Linked DNA regions of Mus musculus: region 2 is linked to region 1. Evidence: chromatin loops called from intact Hi-C (ENCODE). Cell type or tissue: left cerebral cortex. All regions are shown on one strand. Each heading gives the region's core, and the rest is flanking DNA. Links, peaks and the distances in the headings are about the cores only. Region 1 holds the start of Ift52 (intraflagellar transport 52). Region 2 holds the start of Srsf6 (serine and arginine-rich splicing factor 6).

Region 1 (9,632 bases), core at 693-8,692:
TCATCTTTCAAGCTGAAAAGTGATTTTAAGAGTAAATTAGAGCCATAATTTAAGTCAATTTATGAGTTATTGTAGCCTCTTGACTATATAGAACTATAAAGACTGAGACAGGACCTTAGAGCAGCCTCTTTCCCCAAGTGAGAGCCCCTCACTGGACTGCCCTAGAGGCATCCAGGCTAGGTTCAGAAACTCCCAATAAGCAAAGGAGTTCAAGTTAACCACCACTAAAGTATAAAGAAGTCTTCCAAATGCTAATTCAATAAACTCTTCCATTAGTATATTTATATTGTAAGGCAGGGACTCATAGCCCAGATTAGTGCCAAAATTACTATGTAGCCAAGTCTAACCTTGAAGCCCTACTCTACTGCTACCTCCCAAGTGCCGAGACTCGGGCACATGCCACAAAGCCTGGCTCTAACCTTAACTTACACAACTACATGTTTTCACTCATTAAAGTAAAACAAAACAAACCCCCAAACCCTACGGAGTAGAGCTGTAACTGAGTGGTAGAGTGCTTGTGTAGCCTGTGTAGGGTCTTCAGTTCATCCTCATGTCCACAGGGGGAAAAGACATTTAAAGAAAGCTCATCTGAAAACAAAGACATTTTCATTTAATTCTCACTTTTCCTTCCCTAATCTGAAATGTTAAACAAACCTAAAATGTGTCTGTCTCTTAGCTAAGATTAAATATAAAATATGGAGAAAACGTCTGATATCTTAAAATATTATATATGCATAATTATAATGAATCTTTGGTTTTTTATTGGAGGGCAACTTAATAATACGCTAACCAATCTTAAAACTATTGACAAGTTCTACCATCAGGTCACCATTATCACTCAGAAAGCAGTACCCACAATCACCTCTGAATCTTCCAATTACTCCGAAGTCTTTTCTGCAAAGATTTGTAGCCAGTGTTGGTGGTAAACACCTCCTTTTTGTATGCATTGAAAAGAATGGTACTCCGCAGCTCCTTCTCCATGGTTACCTTATAGATAAAGACAAACCAAAGAAGCAGTAATTTAAAAGTGCCCTCAAAGGCTGAGAGAGCCGACCCAGCCTGAGCCTGCCTGGCTTTAGCTCTCAGGCTGTGTACTCTGGCTCTCCTACCTGCCTACTTTCATGTCTTTTCCTACCACCACCCTCCTGTTGTATGCTGAGATTGCTCACTCCTGACAAGTGTAGGGTATATGTCTCCATATTATTTTAGGCACAACTTATTTTATAAAATAAGATCTTACCATAAATGCTACTCTGAAACACACTGCATATACGAAAACCTTCCTTTACATATGAACCAATTCTTCCAAGTAACTACACAGTATTCTGTATTGAGGACATAATACAACTATTTAACCAATCATAAACTTAATGGCATGTTTTGTCAATTTTCTTTGCTATAGTAAAAGACTAAAAACATTCCTAGACTTTTAAAATTTTATCTATTTACCTAGACTCATTTAAAAATTCTGTCTGTCTGTCTATCTATCTATCTGAGATAGGGTCTTACTATGTAGCTCTGGCTGTCCTGACACTCATTATGTAGACGAAGATGGCCTCAAATTCACAGAGACTCACCTGTCTCTGTCTCCAAGTGTTGGGATTTAAGGTCTGCATCTACATGCCAGTTAGCCTCATTTAAATTTACTTATATGTATGTATACACATGTGCCAGGAGGCAGGTTCCCTAGCAGACTTACAGACAGTTATATGTCACCGGATGTGAGTGCTGGGAACCAAACCAGAGTCCTCTGCCAGAGCAGTGTATCCCTTAACTGCTGAACCATCTCTCCATCTCCCTAAAAACATGTGAATGTGGTATTGTACAAACTACCCTTCAAAACACTAATAACCTATATTTCCGTTAACAATTTGTTCCCACATACCACTATTTTTCAGTCTTTGTCATCTTTACCACCACCACCAACAACAAAAAGGCTCTTATCTGTGGCTTTGCTTCTCAAGGGTCTAGTTTTAAGAGAGGTTAAATATGGTCTGAAATTTAAATGGAAAGTTCCAGAAATAAGAACCATCTGGGTAGTATAATGAAATCTTTTTTTTTTTAGACAATTTGTGTGTGTGTGTGTGTGTGTGTGTGTGTGTGTGTGTGTGTAGCCTTGGCTGTCCTGGAACCAGCTCTATAGACCAGGCTACCCTCAAATTCACAGGCTACCCTCAAACTCACAGAGAGCCACCTGCCACTGCCTCCTGAGTGCTAGGATTAAAGGTATGTCCCTCCAAGCTTGTATGATGAGATCTTAACACTATCCTACACTACCTAGCCCTGGACATGAGTCATTTCTTCGTGTAGCCTATGCTATTCATATTACCTCGCTATTAGTCATTCAGTTACCAATTCTGTCAATCAGACTGATGGTCTTGGTATCATAGGGCTCTAGTCAGTGCACCATGACAATATCCTAATAATGCATTGCCACACAGGCACTGTATAATCTCAACCACAGCGGTAAGCCCAGAATAAGGTATTTTGAGAGAAACCAATTCAAAACAAATTTTACTTTGTATTATCAGCTTGCTTATTTATATACTTATGAGTGCTCCATCTGCATGTATGCCTGCATGCCAGAAGAGGACATCAGATAACATTATAGAGGGTTATGAACCACCACGTGGTTGCTGGGAATTGAACTCAGGACCTCTGGAAGTACAGCCAGTACTCTTAACCCTGGAGTCATCTCTCCAGCCCCAGTAATATTAGTTATTATAAACACACACACACAATTTGATACTGTTTGTAGTCCCAGGAATCCACTGACTGTCTTAGAATAGCTACTGCAGATAAGGAAAAACTACCACATTGGCCATCGACCATTTGTATTTCTTCTCATTTTCCTGAGTCCTCTGGTCATTTTTCCATGGGGTTTTATACTTTTGTTTGTTTTTTGTTTTTTCGTTTTGTTTTGTTTTGTTTTGGAGACAGGGTTTCTCTGTATAGCCCTGACTGTCCTGGAACTCACTTTGTAGACCAGGCTGGCCTCGAACTCAGAAATCTGCCTGCCTCTGCCTCCCGAGTGCTGGGATTAAAGGCGTGCGCCACCACGCCTGGCAAAATCTTAATCTTCGTCCTGAGTAGTAGTGAATATACTTTTCTAATCAGCCATCAAAAAAGTTTTTCAAAAGTTTATTTGCCTTTAGTCGTGGCTTCTGGTAACTTAATTTTTGCTTAACTTTTGACTTAATTTTGCAGGTCATAAATCATTTTATAAATCCAAAAGTATTAATGTTTCTCATTCTGGATTCTGCAAGGCACAATGCATTTAGAAGAGCTTTCCCTGTGGTAAGATTTTTAAGTATATCCAATTTTGTCTTTTTCTTGGGCTTTTGTGATATAACTCCTTTTTATTAAGATTTTTATTAGGCCGGGCGGTGGTGGCGCACACCTTTAATCCCAGCGCTTGGGAGGCAGAGGCAGGCGGATTTCTGAGTTAGAGGCTAACCAGGTCTACAGAGTGAGTTCCAGGACAGCCAGAGATACACAGAGAAACCCTGTCTCGAAACAAACAAACAAACAAACAAACAAATGTATTAGCATATATTAATGTGATAATTCCGAGAATGCACATAAGGTACTTGCACCACCCTCTCCCTATGAGCTCCTGTGCCCGCTCACTGACTCCCTTCTTCCCAGACAGGTTTCCCTCTACTTTCATGTCTTTTTTTTTTTTTTTTTTTTTTTTTTTTTAAATAACCATAGTTTGGATTGCTTGTGGGAATGTGAGAAATGTGTGGTGATGCCTTACCATTGAAGAAAATGTCTCCCCTGTCCCAGCAACTTTTAAGTGCCCACAGAGTCTCAGGGAGGGGCAAGGCCTCCTGACCTGTCCCCTCCACGAGACAATGTTGACAGGCCCAATCTGTTGTAGGTCTTGTGCAGGCAAACGTGCTATGTATTTTCTTTTTATGTGCATTGGTGTTTTGCCAAAGTGTATGTCTATGTGTATAAAGGTGTCCAATCCCTGCAGTTACAGAAGTTGTAAACTGCCATGTGTACTGGGTACTGGGATTTGAAGCTGGGTCCTCTGGAAGAACAGCCAGTGTTTTTATAACTACTGAGCCATTTCTTCAGCCCTATGATATAATTTTTTAACACTGAAATTTACGTCCACTTGTAGATTGAAGAGATGGCTCAGTAGTTGCAGACACTTTGCCCCCAAGCCTGAAACACCCATAGGATGACGTCCTTTCTCTTCCATGAGCACTCAGTACCACATACACACAACAAACAAATGTAAATAAAAAAGAAATATATATATATATATAAACTATTTTTGGTCCATTTGAAACTACTCTGATGCTCATATTGGGTACCATTGTTTTTTACCTAAATTACTAGGCGACTGCACAATTCCAATCCATGTTTTAAGAGCTGATAGGAGAGACCTTCAATATACTGTTTCTTCTGAGACAATCTCCTATAATCTAGGTTCGCCTCTAATGCACTGTGCAGTGGAGGACGGCCTTGAACTCTTTAATGTCTTGCCTTAGTTTCCTGGGTGCTGGGATTACAGGCACATTGCCGCCATGCCGCTGCCTCTCAAATGACTTTTTTTTTTTTTTCCCTGTTCTGAGGACCAGGCAGACACCCAGGGTCTCATGCAGGCAGTCTATTAACTAAGCTGCAGCCTTAACCCCTTCAATGAAATTGAAAACATTTTGTCATGTTGACTTCACATGACACGGCTATTTTTTTGCTTGTTTTCTTTCTTTTTTTTTTTTAAAGATTTATTTATTTATTATATGTAAATACACTGTAGCTGTCTTCAGACACACCAGAAGAGGGAGTCAGATCTTGTTACGGATGGTTGTGAGCCACCATGTGGTTGCTGGGATTTGAACTCTGGACCTTCGGAAGAGCAGTCAGGTGCTCTTACCCACTGAGCCATCTCACCAGCCGGTTTTCTTTCTTTCTTTGTTTATTTATTTATGGTTTTTCGAGACAGTGTTCCTCCTGTGTAGCACTGTCACTCTCTCTGTAGACCAAGCTGGGGTTAAAGGTGTGTGCCATCACAGCCGGCTAACAGAGCTGTACTTGAACATGCTTGTTTTCATTTTGTGTACCTACAATGCTGTACTCTGCCTTCTCCAGTTTCCTGATTAGAACGTCACAACGATCATGTTAGTGATATTGACCTATTACTACACGGTGCCACAAAGAACCCAAACATCACAGTACTGAGATTTATATTTTTCTGCTTTTGAGACGTATTTGGGGTGGGAGCAGATTTCTGGGAAAAGTGAATACCCTTCTCTGAGTACTGAATTGCTCTTAACGGAAGAATACACTTCGAGGTAACAGTTTACTGTAGTTTAACCCCACCACCTCCTTCTGAAGGAGCAGTAGATCTGGGGTCCTGTCCTATTAGAATTAGAAATGAGTTTCCCTAAGAATAGGATAAGGTTTAAAAATCGGTAATAATAAGAATATTGAAACAATATTTGGGTAGCACTGCCCAACCATTCTCTTATTTTTTCTTCAATAATCTAACATGGTATACTAAATTTTGCCAAAGTGACGAAAAACACCAAGCGTGGTTGCAACGATAGCTGAGTCTGATTTGATGGCTCCCCATCCTAGGTTTTTTCATATTCTACAGGACTACGACAAATCCGCGCAGTCCGAGGAGCTAGAAATTCTACATCATCGCCAGGACCAGTTCCCAGCCCACTTCCGCGTCCTCAGTTTACCTCTGCCGACCTCGGGATTCCCACAAGGCTGGCCTAGGGGTCTCCAGAGCGGCATGGCGAGGCCGTCATCGTCTCCAGCCAGACCAACGACCTGGCGGCCCGCACAACCCGACCTCTCCTTACCTGAGGCCAGAGGCCGCCAGGTATCCAAGGCCGCGCGCCGAGAAGGCGTGGCTCCGGGCCCCGAGTGACTTCCGTCGTGGCGTGATGACGACAGCGCGACAGACGTGCTGTGTCTGGTGGCTGCGGACGCTGGGGGCTGTTGGGTAGGGGTTCGGGGCTAGCGCTGGGCTGGCCCGTTTCCCGGTAAAGACTGTATCCAAACTGAAGGAGTCACTTTTTAATAGGGAACCTATATTGTTCATTTGCTAGCAACTGCTATTAAAGACCAATAAGATGGTAGGTCCCCAGGCCGGGAATTCCGGCCTGCCTATGGGCGGGGACTGCTGCGGCAAGCCACGCCCCGGCCTGGCCTGGACGCAGGTTCCGGGCAGGCTCTTGCCGGGTAGCGATCAGGAGACCTAAAATGCCAGGTCTTACCAAAATTTAGAAGTAGAAGCTGGGGTAGGGAGTGGTGACGCGCCGGAGATGTAGTACTATTGTGGAGCTGGGGAAGCGTTTCGGGAAGAGGTACTGGCTTGGGCCAACGGTTGCCATGGAAACGGGAAACACGCTTGCTTCCGCAGAGGCTTCACTGAGAGAGGGCTGTCTGTGGCTTTGTAGTCAAAGCCTCTGCAGCCTCAAAACTTGGAGCAGGCACATGTAGGAAGCTCAGCAGTTTTTATTTTCATCTATGTCTTAATACAGAGCAGTATGCGTTAAGGATATTAAAATACACAAGTTTTAAGGCACTTTTCACGACTGTGGTTATGACGATTTTAGAAAGTGGGAAAGAGTGTGAAAGAGAACGATCTCTTCTCTCCCACTGAAGATCAAATCCAGAGCCTTCCACATCGTGAGCTGTACCATTGAGTTAAGTCTCAGCCAGGAAACTTTTCTAGTGGAGTGCTGCAGAATTGAATAGAGTGTGCAATTAAGGATGCAAATGATCAAGTGTGCAATTAAGGATGCAAATGATCAGGATCTGGACTTGGGCAAGTCACGGGATCATTCGGTACTGTAAGTGTACTAGAAGTGCCAGGACACCAGACCGGGAGCAGCTCCTGGAGCAGTTCTCTCACTGTACCAAGTTGCAGAAGGAGCTTGAGGGTTTTAGAGTCAGCTGCTCCGAAGTCCGGTGTCTGAGAAATGACTTGTATCTGGTGAACTTGAACATGCTGCTTAATTGGAGCATTTTCTACGTGTAAATTGAGGATAGATTCTAAAGGTTTATTATGAGGATTATGGATTGAATTGAGATGGCTCAGCAGGTAAAAAGGCTGAGCCTGACATCCTGAGTTAAATCCCCGAGTCCCACATAATCGAAGTAGAGAACCGATTTCTGTAAATTGTCCTCTTGACCTCTACAAGTATTCTGTGGCATGTTTATGCGCGCGCGCACACACACACATACAAATATGAATCTCAATCTCTCTCTCTCTCTCTCTCTCTCTCTCTCTCTCTCTCTCTCTCTCTTGCTCTGTTTGTTTTTTTTCAAGACAGGGTTTCTCTGTGTAGCCCTGGCTGTCCTGGAACTCACTTTGTAGACCACGCTGGCCTCAGACTCAGAAATCTGCCTACCTCTGCCTCCCAAGTGCTGGGAGGTGTGCGCCACCATCGCCTGGCCAAATACGAATTTCAAAAGGATATATTTTAGAACACTATGTATACAGTGTTCTGCCTACATGTATGACTGCACACCAGAAGAGGGTACCAGACCTCATTATATATTGTTATGACCTACCATGTGGTTACTGGGAATTGAACGCAGGATCTCTGGAAGAGCAGCCAGTGCTCTTAACCTCTGAGCCATCTCTTCAGCCCCCATCAATACAAATTTTGAAATGGGATATTCATATATATATATATATATATATGTATATATATATATATATATATATATGTCAGTTTCATAGTATACTTGTTCATTTTCTATCTTGGTGAAGCATTCTGTGACTTTACAATCTTAGAACAGCTGATTGTGGACTTCTGGCAGCATGTTCAGGTTTCGGACAGTCACCCTCCTGTAAGAGGGAAGATTTGTCCTCTCCTTGTGTCTCACCTCTAGCAGTTAACCCACACTAGGAAAGATAAGAACCAGTTTCTTTCCGTATCAAAGCTTAATAGTAATTCTTGACTGAGCTTTGATCTCCAATAGAACAGTGTTGCAGGTGTTCTCTTTGGTTTTTAATGTGTCCCAGCCCTGAGCCCTGCCTCCCCTCTTCATTCCTAGGGCAAGGGACAAAGGGGACAAAACTGAGAGGAAAGGAGTGGGACCAAATATAGAGGGAAAGTCAGTAAAAATCACCAGCATACACTGATTCAAAGAAAAGTCCTCCCATTGTCCCCAAACCAGCCAGCTAATGAGGCTACCCTGAAGTGTGTGCCAGGAGTTTGTGGGAAAGAAACTAAAGTAAAACAGAATAATCTACAGCGCATGGGCAGTGTCTTGAACATGCATCACATGCCCACGTCTGGCTAGTCAGCATTACCTTCTGAAATGATGAATTCTGAACACCTACAGCCTAATAGCTAGCCAGAATACTGGCCTCCAAGATCAGCTCTGTCCTTACGGTAAAGCACATGAACTTGATAACCAGGTCCAGATCAGGAGGGAAGGTCTCGTCAAGACCCTTCTAGATCACTTTCTGGTTCATTCTAGACAATTCTTGCTTTATTCTAAGAGACTTTTATTTTTGAGATATGGTCACATTGTATCTCCCTGACTGCCTGGAACTCACTTTGTAGACCAGGCTGCCCTGGAACTCCCAGAGCCACACATCTTCGGCCTCCCTGGTTTTCAGGGCATGTGCACTATTCCCATCTTTGAGGAGAATTCTTGGCCCTAAGAGCCTAAGGGAGGAGTAGACCTGTCCAAAGGTTACAAGGTAGAGTCCTAGGTCAAATATAGATTACCATTCCAGCCCGTTAGTGGTGTGGCCTTCAAGCCTCAAAGTTTCTCTGACCCTGTCTCTTCCGTTGACAAAAGGGGAAGTGATCATTCCCTTAGGGTCATTGGAAGAAGACCCCTAACCGACAGGAACATCAGCTCTACGACTCGCCCAGGAGACATGCTCTGAGGCTGACTTTGGACAGCTATGTAAAAAGGGAGTGTGTTAAAAGACTGCAATCTTCAAAGGAAAGCTCGAGGCTTCTAGGGACTGGCTGCTACAGTCTGCACCGTTGACCCTTCTCCAGGAGGAACTCGGAGTTCACAGACCCATTCTTGGGCCCAGATATGGCACAGATGCATCTCTGGACCAAATGTCTCACTTAAGCTAAGAGAAGGATGAAGAAGTCAGAATCTATCATTTCCTGCAATTCTAAATGGAAGTCATCTCCCCCGCCCCACTCTGCTCCAACAGAGGCTCAAAAGTAGAGAATTCCTTGAATATTGAAAGGTGTTGAGGCAACCATACCCAGTAACAAATAATATCCAGTGCATTTAATATTACCTGAAACAAAGACACCGTCCACATAGAGCAACCTCAAACCAAAGACAACACATGACAGGCTTATTACATTTCATCAATGTATACACTGAAATATAAATTCAGATACCAAGAGGCTCTCTCCCAGAGTGCTGGTCACCTACATCCTCCCCTTTCTCTCAGCATTTGAACCCTTTTACTACGAGAGGTAGCTTGTGCCCAGGCTGCATTCCAGGAGAGGTGGAGATTTACGACACACTAAAGGAAGCCACCAGACGGTTTCTGGGCAGCCCACCTCTGTCCCGTTCCTCCTTTTCTCTTGCTTAGCACACAAAAGTGGCCAGTAACCACTCTGTGATCTCATAACTCAACATCCAAAGCTACCACGGTTCTAGTC
Region 2 (9,632 bases), core at 550-8,549, 91 kb after region 1:
ACCCCCGCCCCCCCCAGGTACCCAGGACGCGGAGCGCGCGGGGGTAAGGACTCACTGCGGCTTCCGTAGCTGTAGCCATCGCGGTCGCGGCGCGGGCCCCGGGCGTGCTCTACGATCACGCGCTCGCCGCACAGCTCCTTGCTGTTGAGCTCGTACACGGCATCGTCGGCATCCCGGGAGTCCTCGAACTCCACGAAACCGTACCTGCGGAGGGGCGGAGCGCGAGCCGCGCACCGGCGGGCGGGCGTGTCGTTAGCCGGCGCCGCGCGCTCCCGCGCCCTCCCCCGCGCGCGCGCGCTCGGGGCGCCGCCGCCGCCGCCATTTTAGAGGCCCTGCCACGCGGCGCCGCGGCCTTGGCCGCCTCGGGTCCTTGGGGGACCTCTCTCCGCCGCGGGGCGCGGCCTCCCAGACCCGACTCACCCATTTTTGAGGTCGATCTCGAGGAGGCGGCCGTAGCCGCTGAAAAAGCGCTGGATGTCCTTCTCGCGGACGTTGTAGCTCAGGCGTCCTATGTAGACGCGCGGCATGGCCGTGACCCACGGGTGTCCTCCGGGAGGCTGGCGGAGGGGCGGCGGGCCGCGGGGCAGGGCTGCGGTGCGGGTGCGGGGACGGCGAAGGCCCGAACACGCGCCTCACACCGCAGCGGCGGCCGAGTCAGCCACACAATGGTGCGCGCGCGCGCGCCGGCCTACGCTATAAGTGCCCGGGGGCGGGGCGCGGCGCGGCGCAGCGCGTGACGTCGTCGCGCAGCACGTCCTCTCCCGCGCCGCGGGCCGCTCCGGATGTGTTGGGGCGGCCCGCGGCGCGTGCCGTGCTTGCTGGGAGTTGATTTCGCTACTGTCATGTCCCCTGGCGCTGTGCAGCCATCAGCGTAAACAGCCGAGGCCCGGACCTTTTGAGTCGTGCCTAATAAACTGTTCTTGTGCCCAGGCACGCGGAGAACGAGTTTTATTTCTCATTGGTTGTCCGGGCTGTCAGTCTAGGCCATCTTGGTCTCTGATTGGTCTACTAAAAAAAAAGAGGTTGCTCTTTCCCTTCAGCGGGTAGCTCGCACTGGTTTCGTTGAGTACACGCTCTTGGGAGTCGGACAGTTCCTTAGTTTCTCAGCGGCTCGGGATCTGTCCCCGAGGTTTAGTGACCAGCGGGGGAGGTGCTGTGGCTGGTCTGGGTGGCATCCCTCCCTCTGCTCGGAGCTCTGACAGCTCTGAATCCCGCGCTCGCCGCGGCCGTTCACAAAGGGAGCATGGCTGGGCCCCATGGTCCTCCAAGACCCCCTATCCCCTTTCCTATCCATACTGTCCTTAACCTGGTTGGATCCGAAGGCAAACTATTTATAAAGCAGAAATACACACTTAGGAGTTTATGGAGGTGACATCTAATGCTGTAGAGTTAAACAAAACAGCCCCACTGCCCTGGAGTAAAGTTAATTGACTATCAAGGAGCATGCCTTGGGAGTATTCAAAGCACGGCGAAGGTTTGGCTAGAGAGGTAAGGAAACCGAAAGCAGAGCACGGTGTGATAAAAGCTGAGAGAAAAGACTGCCATTGAGTTAGTACCTGCTCTTTAGGAATTTGTTTTCTGCCCAGAATCTGGGCAGCCTCAGGCTTTTCAGCTATAATGAGAGAAGATTCTGTCCTCTGGGGCAGACCGGCAATGTTGATAGCACACAGGGAGATGTGTTAATAGTATTCTCGAGGGAAGAGAACGTCCTTAAGTTAGAAATATAAATATATATATGTAGACAGCTTTTAAAAATATTCATGGAACACAGAATGAAGTCAACACATAACAGTTTTATCAAATTGTCAATTTCTAAAAACTTGTTAAAATTTATTTGTGAGTGGTGAGAAGACTGAAGCCGGTAAAGGTGCTTGCTGCCAAGCTGGAGGACCCGACTTTGATCCTAGAGACCCACACGGTAGAAGGAACAACAACAACAACAAAAACAATTCTTGCAAGTTGTCCTCTGACCTCCTGATGCGTGTCATGCCTTCAATAAATAACTAAGTGTGATGATAACACATTTTAAAATTATTTGTAAAAGCAAACACACATCTGGATTCCACACGAGACGAAAAAGCCAGTATTTGTCATTCTCCTACCCTATTACCATATTTTGTTCCCCTCTTCCCTTATCCTTGTTTCCTTCACATAGTTCCCTTTCTACTTTCATGTTCTACACACACACAAGACAACCCATGAGATCATTTATCTTCCAAAGTTCCTAGTTGGATCAGCAGCACTGGGGAGTCCTGTTGCCGACCTAACTTGGTACTTTGCAAAAGCAACAAACTGAAATGACAAGTGCGCAGCATGAGAGTCTATTTATTTTTTTAGTGGGCTGGGGGAGGGAAAAGCCAGATAGTCAGGTGCAGTATCTGATGCCTGTTCTCAGCATCCGGGAGCTGAGGAAGGAGGACTGCTATGGGTTCTAGATTAGCCTTGGCTAAGTTTGAGGCATTGTCTTAAAAACAAGGAAGGGAAGGGTCTGTTGGGAAACTGCTTGCTTCTGGAGCTTGACCGTTCCTGTGGAATGACACCTGAGGTGACCCTTGGCCTCCACACTTGATGCACATGCTAGTTTGGAACTCCAGAGCCTCAATATCAATGAGAGCCAGTTCCTACAGGTTCGCTCACCACATCTCCCTCCCACCCCCAACTGATTCTGTTACCATGTGAAATCTCAACTAACACAGCCACCCCAGAGTATTTGTGTGGAATGCAGCAGAGGCTGCTCTGGGAAGTTCTGCCCAGAGCATCTGACTGATGGCCCATCCATGCCATCAGTCTGATAGATAGATCTCTGAGGCTTGTCTGCGGGAGATTTGTGTAAACGGTGCCAAGCCAGTCCAAACCCTCATTTAAAATCTTCTGAGCCAGGTGCGGTGGTGCACACCTGTAACACCAGCAGATCAGACTTCCGGGCAAGAGGATCAGTCAACTGAGCAAGGCGCTGGGGATATGGTTCAATGGTTTGCTGCCGAAGACCTGACCTGGGTACCTAGAATGAAATTCAAGTATCTCACAAACACCTATAACTCTAGTTGCAGGGGGGAATCCAATGCCTCTGGCTTTTGTGGACCTCCGCACACATAAGTACATACCTCTAAACACATACACACTTTTAGATAAATATATATATTTATTTATCTCCAAATTGCCCCCAGAACTTGGGAGGCAGAGACAGGGGGAATCTCTGTGAGTTCAAAGCCAGCCTGGGCTACATACTGAGACCCTGTCTCAAACAAATATCCCTGGGTAAAATAAAACTTTCAGAACATCTGCAGGAGATCCATTTAGAGCCGGGCTCTCAGTCTCCACGTTGCTGGCCCCTGGGTCAGATGGTTTTTTTGTCACGGGTGATCCTCTGTGCTGTGGGACACTCAACAGACTCCCTGAGCTCTATCCATGTAAGTGCCAGTGGTCTACTCCCATATCCAATGTGACTGAAAAAAAAAATGTGGTAAGCCTTCAGAAAGTGACAGCAGCTGCTGAGGGACAGTGTAGAAGAACCACTTTAAGCTTATTCTAACTAGCTTACAAATAAATGAGACTCAGACTGTGGCCATTTTATTTGGCTTTGACTGCTTACTGGTGGGTAATCACTAGTTTCCTCTTCTGACTGCTGGCCTGGCTGGCTCCCCAGTGGTGTGCCCCAGATACTTGCTGTTTCTCCTGGCCATGTGCTCATGGTTCTCCCCTCCTGGCCACTTCTTCTCTTCTCCCAATCTCTCCTCCAACCACATCACCCAAAACCACCCACCTCTAGTTCCTCCAGGAATTGGCAGTAGCCAATTTTATTTAACCAATAGTTTTAAACCAAGGAACAAGGTTTGCACAACAACAGCTTGTAAACCGGAGAAGTCACTCCCAGGCATAGGCCTTCAGCTATAGAATTTAGCATTATAATACATAGCAAAATGTTGGGAGCTGATTCCTAGCAGAAAGCAGCTATCATCTCTGCAGCCACCTCAGGCTATTTACTTACAGGTGGGTACTTTTCCACCCTGCTTGTTTTCCTAGCACGATGTTTTTGCAAGCAGCTCACACCACAGCTGAACACACTCTGATAACAACCTGATCTTCTCAGACACAGCCTGGACTTGTGGCTTAGTGCCCCCAGCTGCAAGGCACTTGTGGCTAAGCTACAGTCCTCAATTTGTGCTTATAAACCCATAGTTGCCTTCCAATAAATGAGACTTGAGACTTGATCAGATAGCCTGTCTTGTCTCCATTCTTCTCGTCACTTGCCCCTCCATCCCCACTCTCTCTCTCTTACAGACCCTGTTGACTGACCTGTGGGCCAGGTCAGCAATAGAGCAAATATCAACACACAGAACTGCTCCTTTTGAGAACTGGTCCTTATGTGAGAGGTCGGGACCTCCTTAGTGTTTGTGTGGCTAAGGATTAATCAGTTTGCTTTCTTTCTTTCTTTCTTTCTTTCTTTCTTTCTTTCTTTCTCCCTCTCCCCTCCCTCCCTCCCTCCCCCTCCCTCCTTTCTTTCTTTCTTTCTTTCTTTCTTTCTTTCTTTCTTTCTCCCTCTCCCCTCCCTCCCTCCCTCCCCCTCCCTTCTTTCTTTCTTTCTTTCTTTCTTTCTTTCTTTCTTTCTTTCTTTTTTTGGTTTTTCAAGACAGGGTTCCTCTGTATAGCCCTGGCTGTCCTGGAACTCACTTTGTAGACCAGGCTGGCCTCGAACTCAGAAATCTGCCTGCCCCTGCCTCCCAAGTGCTGGGATCAAAGGCGTGCACCACCACACCCAGTTTAACCAGAGTTTTCAACGAGATGTTACTAGACATTGAGGTGGTAGCTCCTAAGGGCCGGCATATGTTGAATTAGCCAAATATTTTATGTCATCTGAGTGACATGCTGTTGTCATACTAAACACACAAATCTGAACCTACAGCACCCAAGCCCATCCCGGGAAAAATGCTTCTAGTACGAATTTGTAAACAAATTCTGTCGGTGCTACACAGGAAAGTGTGAGGGACGAGAGAGACAAGTCTGTGTGTTGTTATAAGGTGGAAAAACTCCGGAGAGGATGCGCTGCAGACCAGACCTGAGCGTTGCGTCCTGAGGATTAGATTAATTTTTCTATACAATTTGTCTGATGCTGGGAACTGAACCCATTCGTGGTGGTTTAAATATATTTGGCCCAGGAAGTAGCACACTAGGAGGTGTGGCCTTGTTGGAGGAGGTGTGTCACTGTGGGGGTGGGCTTTCAGACCTTACTTGCCTAAGGACAGTCTGTTCCTAGCATCCTTTGGATGAAGATGTAGAACTCTCAGCTCCTTCACCACCATGCCTGCCTGGATGTTGCTGTGCTTTCTGCCATGATGATAATAGATTGACACTTTGAACCTGTAAGCCAGCCTCAATTAAATGTTGTCCTTTATAAGCGTTGTCTTGGTCATGGTATCTCTTCACAGCAATGGAAACCCTAACAAAGACACAATACCAGGAAAGTGCTCTTCCACCAAGATCTACCCTCAGCATCAACTCCTATGTACAGGTTTTGTTTCCTTCCTAAGACAGGGTTTCTCCATGTAAACCTGACTGTCCTGGAACTCACTCTGTAGAGCAGGCTGGCCTCAAACTCAGAGATCCACCTGCCTCTGCCTCCTGAGTCCTGGGATTAAAGGCGTGCACCACCATTACAGGTCTCTTCAGACTGCATAAATCTTTCGCCCTTAAATATGTATACTTATTTTTCTTTAAGATTTATTTATTTTGCCAGGCGTGGTGGCGTACGCTTTTGATCCCAGCACTCGGGAGGCAGAGGCAGGCAGTTTTCTGAGTTTGAGGCCAGCCTGGTCTACAAAGTGAGTTCCAGGACAGCAAGGGCTATACAGAGGAACCCTGTCTTGAAAAAACAAAAAACAAAAAACAAAAGATTTATTTAATTAATTTTATTTTATGTATATGAAAACACTGTAGCTGTCTTCAGACACACCAGAAGAGGGCATCGGACCCTGTTACAGATGGTTGTGAGTCACCATGTGGTTGCTGGGAATTGAACTCAGGACCTCTGGAAGAGCAGTCAGTGCTCTTAACCACTGAGCCATCTCTCCAGCCCCCTATGTATACTTAAGGCACTGTAACAAAGTACCAGCAAGTCAGTGGCTTAAAGCATCACAAATGTGTCATCTTCAGGTATGAAGGTCAGAAGTCTCCATGGTTTTCTGGGCAAAAACAAAGGAGACAGTAAGACCTTCTGGAGGCCCCAGGGCGAGAATCTATTCCTTTCTCCTTCTCCAGTGTGTAGAGGTTGTTTGTGTTCTCAGGCTTGTTGATTCTGCCTTTTTCAAAGCCATTAACTTGGTGGGCTCTGTGACCCGGATCACTCAGATCACTCGGACTTCGATCCCAGCTTCCATGGCCACATGTCCCTCTCTGAGCCAGTGCTCTTCCTGCCTCTATGTGGACCCCAGTGGGCTCATCTGCATATATCAAGACAAGCTCCCTACTTCAAGCTAAAAGGCCTTTTCTCTGCAAAATCCCTTTTGCTATGGAGGGTGACATTCCACGTTCTAGGATTTAGGATGTGGGGATCTTTAAGGGAGGGAACATTCTGCTTACCACGGAAACTCTGAGATTTGAGTCAAATTCAGGAAAAACAAACAAACAACAAACCTTAGGGAGTTGTGGTTGAGAAGGTAGAAAAACTGGGAGCTGGAGAGATGGCTCAGAGGTTAAGAGAACTGTCTGCTCTTTCAGAGGTCCTGAGTTCAGATCCCCGCAACCACATGGTGGCTTATAAACATCGGTAATGAGATCTGGTGCCCTTTTCTGGCCTTCGGGCATATGTATATGTGCTGAATACATAATAAATAAAAAATTTAAAAAGAAGGTAGAAAAACAGCAGGACAATCCAGAATGGGTGTCAGAGAAAGTAGAGACGGGAAGGATTTTAAAAAACTAAGTTCATAAACCTTTCACTCAGCAACCCCACCCCTGAAAGTCTGCGTGACAACAGTCCACGGAAGCTTGTTCCAGCTCTGGAATACTCTTGATTCAAAAGAACACAGGACATACATTTCCCAAATGGGGGTTGTGTGATCTATTTTTAGCATGGAGGATTCAATTGTGCACATGTCCCTGCAAACTAGGGCCTTAGCTCAACTGGCCCTCTATTTATTTTATAAATAAAGCTTTATTGGCATGCAGCTACATCCATTCACTTATACAGGGTCATAGCTTCTGTGATGGATACTCCTGGTTGTCAACCTGACTACATCTGGAATGAACTACAATCCAGAAATGCAGGGCACACCTGTGATTCAGATCTTGAGGCTGGAAGGCACAGGCTTCTGACTGCGATCTTGTCTTGGGATAACAAACGCGTTTGATCTAGATTTTGAGGCAGAGTGGCCAAGAAAGGCTTAGGTCCAGGCAAGGTAGTACATACCTCTAATCCTAGGACTGAGGCAAGCTGATCTCTGAGATCAAGGCCAGCCAAGTTCCAAATCCAGACATGGTGATACACACCCTTAATGTGACGGCTGAAGGCCTATATAAGGACATTGAAAGAAGAAGACTCACTCTTCTCTCCAGCCCATGGAAGACTCACTCTACTTCACCTGCTCACACTTACTTGCCGGCACATCCGTTGGAACCCACTACTTGAGGATTCCAGCTTACACAGAAGACCAGCTGAAACTACTAGCCCCGTGGGACCGAGCTACTACTAGACTCCTGGACTTCCTGTTCACAGCTACCCATTGTTGGGTTAGTTGGACTGCAGACTGTAACTCATTACAATAAATTCCCTTAATAAATAGAGACAGCCCATAAATTCCGAGACTTTAGAGAACCCTGACTAATACGGCTTCTCTCAAGTTGTAAAAGTGTCAGTAGTTATTGTGTTGGCAAGTTGCAACAAAGACGGTCTGATCTGAACAACTTAAAGACACCATTTAATTAAATTAATCACATTGGGGCCAGGATCTCACTATGTAGCCCTGGCTGGCCTGGAACTTGCTGTGCAGAACAGGCTAACGTTAGACTCAGAGAGATACATCTGCCTCTGTTTCTCAGTTGCTGGAAATAAAGGTGTGTGTACCACCAAGTCCCACTTTATTATTTTTTCAAAGAATTCTTAAGTGTGTGTGTGTCTCTGTCTTCTATGTGTGTGCCTGTATTTCTCTGTCTCTGTCTCTGTCTCTGTGTGTGTGTGTGTGTCTCTGTTTTCTATATGTGTGCCTGTCTCTGTCTCTCTGTCTCTGTCTCTCTTTTTCCCCCTCTCTCTGTGTTTTACATCTGCCTTCAGGGAATGGAACTCCTTCATGCCTTGAGCATGCTAGACTAGCACTCTACTCGGCCCTCAACTACCTTTTAACAGTAGCTGGGCAGCTCTTATATACAGTCACACCCCATCCGGTCTCACAGCCTTCCTTTCCTACCTTATTCTATCAGCTTTTCCTTTGAATGTGTCAAACATATACCTATAGCTCCCTCTCATTGAACAGTTCTCTGTTTCTGAAACATACTTTCTTAAGACCTGCACCCCGGCCTTCTACTTTCTGCTCCAAGTTACCAGAGGAACCTCTTCCACCCATGCATCCTCCCTGCACTCTGTACCTCCCCCCCTCCCCGTCCCCTCCCTCATCCCCTTCCTGCCCCAGGCTGTGTATTCTCTTCTCTGTTTTCTTCTTGTGGAGGCACCCTGTGAGGTCTCAGCGAGTGGGGTGGGACTCCATTCTGCGCTTGTTCAGAACCCAGGACATGGAGATCTGCAGAAAAGTCTTGCATGTCCATGGTTTTCTGGGGATATAGGAGTGGGAGGAGATTTTCCAGCTTCTCTCTGTGGCTCGCTGTTGCTGCTGCCCAGACTCATTGCAAGCACCACCCTGGAAGGAGGGATAAGGGTTTGCAGGAGCAGCCTCTCTCCTCCCCTTTCCCTTCCACCAAAACACACCTGAACAGAAAATTCAGGTTTGGCGAGGAAGTCGTGGAACACTCAGACATATTTGGGAGTGTATATTTTTACAGTTACTTTGGGAAAGTGCATCTAGTGCCTTCTGCTACTGCAAGCTGGAAGTGACCACGCCAAGAGGAGCCATTCCACACCTGGCAGACAGAAATAAGTTCACAGGCTTGCAAGGCAAAGCAATGGAAATACGGAACAGCATTATGGGTAAGCCTCCCTCAAGCTAGAAACCAGGCAGATGCCACCCTCCGCCCACCATACAGTGGAGGATTGAACTGCTGAATAGTCGCACTATGGCACAAACAAGTCACCTGCCAGACTGATCAGGGCGCTGGAGGTGGGGAAGTTGCCTTGGTGTGGGAGGGGCTAGAGGAGGCCTGCAGGGTTTCTGGGGTCCTGGTCCTGGCTGGATGAACTGATTACACAAGTCAGTTCTACTCATGAACATCTGTCTTGTGGTGTCTTGTGATCTGAGCATTTTGCATCTTGTGTGTAGGTGTGTGCGTTTTAATGGAAAACTTAAAATATGTAATCTCAAAGAAAATTTGCAGTCTGGATGTGGTAGCTAGTGCCTGTGATCTCAACTCTTAGGAGGCCGAGTCAGGATTATCCCAGGAGTGTGAGACCAGCCTGGACTACACAGTGAGTTTCAGGCAGCTTGGATACAGAGTAAAGTTGTTAAAAACAAAACCAAACAAAACCAAAA

What was found. A loop is a pair of places that touch in the nucleus more often than their neighbours do. Peaks named below come from ENCODE experiments on the same cell type or tissue, not always from the same donor. Only the 100,000 strongest peaks of a DNase experiment are listed, where the experiment ranks them.
Region 2: it touches region 1 in a loop (6-fold over the local background); 17 of 42 quality-filtered maps call a loop at or near these places.

The regions. Positions count from the first base shown.
Region 1 is chr2:163,013,730-163,023,361 of GRCm38, reverse strand. Ift52 (intraflagellar transport 52) reads right to left here and starts at 6,009. Exons shown (of 13, transcript NM_172150.5): 1 at 5,829-6,009; 2 at 863-987; 3 at 1-12. The coding sequence starts at 981. It overlaps Sgk2 (serum/glucocorticoid regulated kinase 2), which reads right to left. Exons shown (of 14, transcript NM_013731.3): 14 at 9,223-9,632. In left cerebral cortex, for the core only: a CTCF peak has its summit at 4,728; DNase peaks (open chromatin) are centred at 5,947, 6,223, 6,296 and 6,855; H3K4me3 peaks cover 1,766 bases; H3K27ac peaks cover 1,112 bases.
Region 2 is chr2:162,922,566-162,932,197 of GRCm38, reverse strand. It overlaps Srsf6 (serine and arginine-rich splicing factor 6), which reads right to left and starts at 690. Exons shown (of 6, transcript NM_026499.4): 1 at 421-690; 2 at 56-204. The coding sequence starts at 527. In left cerebral cortex, for the core only: no CTCF peak of the experiment used is centred there; a DNase peak (open chromatin) is centred at 898; H3K4me3 peaks cover 965 bases; H3K27ac peaks cover 929 bases.